Linked DNA regions of Homo sapiens: region 2 is linked to region 1. A link is a contact called in ENCODE Hi-C or POLR2A ChIA-PET data. All regions are on one chromosome and are shown on one strand. Each heading gives the region's core, a stretch centred on a gene start or an enhancer-like site at or near the end of the contact. The rest is flanking DNA. Distances are from core to core; before and after follow the strand shown.

Region 1 (2,712 bases), core at 81-2,580:
TCTGTCTGATAAGGGACATTTGAGCATATGTGTCCATGAAGGGAGCAATGATCCAAGAGGTTTTTGGGAAAAAAATGTACCAGGCAGAGGGAGCAGCAAGTGCAAATACCCTGAGGCCGCCGGTTATTTATTTATATTTATTTATTTTGTAAGACAGAGTCTCACTCCGTCGCCCAGGTTGGAGTGCAGTGTCGCGATCTCGGCTCACTGCAACCTCCGCCTCCCAAGTTCAAGTGATTCTTGTGCCCCAGCCTCCCAAGTAGCTAGAATTACAGGCGTGCAACACCATGCCTGGCTAAGTTTTGTATTTTTAGTAGAGATGAGGTTTTGCCATGTTCACCAGGCTGTTCTCAAACTCCTGAGATCAAGTGATCCACCTGCCTCGGCCTGCCAAAGTGCTGGGGTTACAGGAGTGAGCCACTGCGCCCAGCCAGGAGTCTTAATCACACAAAAGATTCTTCAAAGTGGTTCTGGGAATTCAGAGTTGAGATTATTTCCAGCTAAGGGTGATAATGACACAAGACCCTAGAGAAGGGGCTTGTAAAAAGACACCACAAATTTTCATAATATTTCATAGTTTTTACTTGTCTTTTGCTTAGATCATATTTCATAAATTCCTAACAATAAGTACAGGTTTTTAATTCTTATTCTCCCCTCAAAGAAAAGCCATAAACATCACTTTTCATTTTCCTATAAACATAATGAATGAACATTGCTATTAGTCATCCTTTCCCATTTCAGATTATTAATATTATCATCATTTTCAGACACAAGGTAGATTGTAGTTAAGAACCTGTGCTTTGAAGTCAAGCAGACAGTAGCTGATGTCCCAATTCAACTTCGTACTAGATTTCTCACCTTGGGAATATTGCTTAGGCTTTAGAATCATAGTTTCAGTCACCTCTTTTTACCTATGGCTCCTCATGGATGTGATACTAAAAAATTGCTCAGTGTTGCTATCCTTTTCCACCCTCTCTTTATTGAAGTATTCATAAACATCAAACTAGAAAGCAAGAAGCCCAAAATCTAAAAGTCACACTATGCAAATTTTATACAAAATAAATGAAAGTGAAAGTATGAAGAGAAGTAACAAGAACAAATGTATATACATCTTTACTGAATAAAAAGGGCTTTCATAGATACTCACCTATTAACTCTTTGATAAACTTGTAGCCTGAATATTATTCATCTTCAGTCGACTGATAAAAAATACAACTCAGACAGATTGAGTTATTTTGGCTAAGATCTCTCAGCTCGTAAGTGGCAAGGCTGCAATTTGTATTGCTCTTCTGAGTCCAATTCCTTGGGGTTAGTTATTGGTACAACTAGTGCCCAAGAAGTCCTCGCAAGACTGGAAGAACTTCCAAGTGATTAACCAAGTTGGTTGCATTATGGGCGGCCTCCCTCCTACTTGTGGAATTTGTTTTCTCACTGAGGATTGTTTTAAAAGTTACCTAAGCTGCTTCACAAAGCTTCAAAAATTCCTGGTTATGTGATAGATAATGATGTGTACAAGGCTTCCTTCTGGATGATTCTACAGGGTCTAGAATATAAATAGTTTCTCTCTATGGTGAGCAAGATCTCTGTGCTCTAAGGCTCATTTGATCACTCATCTGGGAGCTCTGCAAGAACTGGGACCATGTCTTACTCATCTCTGTATCCCAAGGCCAGCCGAAAGCCTGGCACGTGGGAAGCACTCAGGTGGGGTTTGAGCACCAGGATGCCAGGCATTATGATGGTGATGCCTGTTAAAAATCATCGGTTAAGCTCCACTTTTGCTGCAGTGAACAGACTAGACATCAGCTGTCATGAGAAAACATATTACCAGGCAACTTTTCCTTTTTTCATCCTGAATCCAAGCAACTGGCCAGGACAGTGAGATGACAGCCCTGCAACTTCCACATCTCACATCACTTCTCTCTTCTCCTACTTCCTTTTCAGAGAGCTTTTTTTTTTTTTTTTTTTTTTTTCCAAAATACAAGCCTGAGCCAGAACTACAGGCTTTGTTTGCCCCAATAGGGAATATACTTTTAAAGCAAGGATGTTAAATCACCCTGTAATTTTAGTCTCTCGAGTATCAGTTCCACCTAAACCTTCCCCATGGAGAAGGGTGGCACTGATCTCTAGACTGGTGAGGGAAATCAGCACCAGCTTGGAAGGGAGCTGCACTAGGTTTCAGTCTCCGCACTGTCATATAACAATGGCTGAATTTATTGACCAGTTACCTGCACTGATCACCTTACACACATTGCTTTCTTTAACTCTCTGTGAAGGATTCTCATTATCATTCACGTTTTGAAGATGCGAAAGTTAGAGCAGAGAGGTGAAGTGACTTGCCCAAGGTCACAGAAAATGATCAGCAGATCTAAGATGAAACAAACCAATTGTACTCCACAGCTGTATTCCTAACTGTGCTACATCAGGCAAGTGAATGACCCTCTCAGCACCTCCGTTTTCTCATCAGTAAGATGAATGGAGGAACAACGACTTTATTGGATTGTTAGGAAAAGTAATTGAGATAATGCAGGCAAGCTCCTGACACTTAGTAGTTACTTAAGGTATGTCAGTTCTCTCCCTTCCTTTACATAACCTGGAATTGGAGAGCATCACCTCTTAAGCAATCCTTTAGAAATATAAAGCTGAAATTAATCCAAACCACACCAGAGCCAATGACAATAAAGCTGATTTGTTCAGACTTATTATTCTGTTTCA
Region 2 (2,712 bases), core at 128-2,627, 520 kb after region 1:
TGAAAGTGATTTCAAATAGTGATGTGTGGCCAGCTTTAACTTGGACAGTCATTAGTGTTAGAGGAGTGGGGATTTGGAAATACTGCCTTAAGAAAAGTTTCCCCCTTAACTTATTTTTTACCCTTCCCACCTCTGTCTCCATGGAAATGAGGTCAGAGGCCACGGAGAGCTCCCAGGGAGCCAGCAGCTGGGAATGAGAATTCTCACTTAGAGATTTCAGCTGAAAGCTATAAACTCCTTTACAAAGACCAGCTGAGTCTTTTGGCCACCATAGTCTCCTTTTTACACTAATAAATAGGTGGCTTTTTTTTTCTTTTGTCTTTCTCTTTTGGCACATACATGGAGGAAGAAGAGGTGCCACTGAGTAATAACCATTTTTGCATTTATACTTGAACTTCTGTGCAATAAATCAAGATGGAGATATTCCTTAAGAATTTATTTTCAACTTAATATGTTTAAATGATAGTGTACATATGGAATTAAGCAATTATCACTTGCTTGATCTCTGTCCTTTCAAGTTTATGATAACACCAGATATTTGAAGACAAATATATGTGGTTATTCATTACATGCTATCAGTTATAAATGATTCTAATAGAATGTCACCATGACATAATTCAAAATCACTTAATTAAAAGAAAGAACCAATCTCAAGATATGAGCAGTTGGTGCCATTAAACAAAATGTTTTATGAATTAACGTATACTTTACTATTAGTACCTGTTTTTGTTGAACTGTTAACACAAGTCCATATTTTTTTGCACTTTATTCAGTTTATTTACTCATAAATCATTTGAAAATATCTGAGAAGGGTGACTACTCAAATATGCCAAACACTTTGTTATTTTTATAAGTTATATATTATTATTTAGTAGCCGAATATTTATTAAAACAATATGAAATGTAAATTTAGTTTAAAAAAAAAAAAAGCCCTAACAAGTTCTTTTTAAATTTGGAGCTATAGGAGTCTGTGTTTCAAACTTTTTTTTCCTTCATGCCACACTTTGTTTTATGGTTCAAGGTTTGTAGACTCAATAAGATTCAGCATTATTTCCAAGAACTTTTACGAAATTTCATCATTACTCTTACATAAAACACTGAGTTATTACTTTTAATCATCAATCACACAACTGCTCTGAATTTTCCAGAACTTAGCTTCAGCAAGCATCAGAACCACAGCACCTCTCTCAGACACTTTCACATTCTTTCTCTCTCTCTTTTTTCAGCGTTGTGGTCAGCAGTCTAATGATGCTGGGCTTTTATTCTTTACTGTTTCCTTTGTCTTTGGGCCCTTTCGCAGGTCGCTGCTGAGCTCTCTCTCTCTCTGTCCTGGGTTGAGCCCTTATTCCATTTTCCCCTGCTCTCAGAAGTGAAACAGAACATCGTGTTCCGAAGCTGCCCAGCACACATGCTTCACGATGCTGCCAAGTTTGCAGCTGACCAATTGGCCTACTTTAGAGGACTCGCATTTACAAAATTTACAAGTCTTTATTTCCACCAGCCCATCACCTCCTCCCCACCCCGCCGAAAAAGAGTATGTCAAACACACTGATAAATCAAGAGTTTTTTGGTGTTGCAACAAAATGGGCAGTCATTTCTTTGCCCTTTGCTGGCTCTCAGCCTTGCTCTTCCCTCCTGAATAGATGGAAAATATGGGTTGGTGTACGGTACAAAGACATTCAAAAGTGATTGCCTCTGTATTAATAACTAATTTCAAAAGAAACATACAAACGAAATGATATGCTCTTCTATTTTTTTCGGAGATCGGTATTTCTAAAGTAATTCCTTTCCAAAAACTGATCCAGGCAAACCTGTCTTCTTCCAAATTAGGAAGACAGAGTTAATGCTTTGCTTTTTCAATGAGATTGGGTCAGGCAAGTCATGGATTTAGATATTTTGAACACTCCTTATTGGCATTTGAATCTTCTAAGCTTCTATAATAGATTCAAGATCAAATAGGAGAGGGTAAGGATTTAATGGAGCAAAGAAAAGTTGTAGGAATTGGTTTCTTGTGATTTTAGTGATTCCTGCCCCACTCTTCAAGAAAAGGAACTCGGTCAAGGGTAGATCCAGGTTATTGCAAAGCTTATAAAATATGGAGCCCTCTTTATGAAAAAGAATATGAAATTAAGCCCAAGAGTAAATATCTACTTAGAATAAGAGAAGAAACCATAACAAATGACAAACTTTAAAAAGCATCCAGAAAAATAGCATCATTACCATTAGTATTAAGAATTATTGTTATTATCATAACTTCACTGTTTGATCCACCTATGTAACATTTCTTTTCCCTACTTTTTTTACTTTATCCTCTTTGATCGTTCCTCAAATAACCAAAACTTTATAATACTATTTTGTGTAAAGAGAATAGAAAGATAATTTTGTTTTTTTTTTTCTGGCATGGCAGATAGAAATATGTTTTTTGTTATTAATGGCTTAGAAAATAATCTTTCAGCTTGAGAATTATTGGTCATGCCACAGCTGAAACAATCTCTTGCTCCAGAGGTGCTTCGTGCTCTAAGAAAATTCCTCAGAGACTCCAGACCTTTGATCTTGCTGGGCAGGGCTCCAGCTGACCCTTTGGCCATTGTCTCAGCAACTGATCCAGCATCCCATTTGGTGTCCTGGGTGGAAAGGGCAGGGCTCGAGATGCTGGTGGTGGGGCCTTTGTCTGGAGAACCCTGAGCAGAGAGTGGTGGAGCATCTCATTCC

What was found. A loop is a pair of places that touch in the nucleus more often than their neighbours do. ChIA-PET counts read pairs that join two places held with the same protein, here RNA polymerase II (POLR2A). Pooled maps may share reads with other maps.
Region 2: a loop to region 1 is called in a map of sigmoid colon, with 4 times the contacts of the local background. The contact joins the enhancer-like site here to the promoter of LINC02242 in region 1. A Hi-C loop is called at or near these places in 1 of 168 maps with a recorded cell type or tissue (sigmoid colon) and 4 of 50 pooled maps. POLR2A ChIA-PET finds 5 or more read pairs at or near these places in 1 of 52 experiments (BJ).

What each region holds. Positions count from the first base shown.
Region 1 is chr5:67,645,459-67,648,170 of GRCh38, forward strand. LINC02242 (long intergenic non-protein coding RNA 2242) reads right to left here and starts at 1,331. Exons shown (of 3, transcript NR_147169.1): 1 at 1,148-1,331.
Region 2 is chr5:68,169,919-68,172,630 of GRCh38, forward strand. No RefSeq gene overlaps it. Among named protein-coding and RNA genes, the nearest start is that of LINC02219, 19 kb to the right of the region's middle. Within about 2 kb of position 1,378, at least 17 of the 41 ENCODE cell types and tissues checked have a DNase peak (open chromatin) inside an H3K27ac peak, as active enhancers do.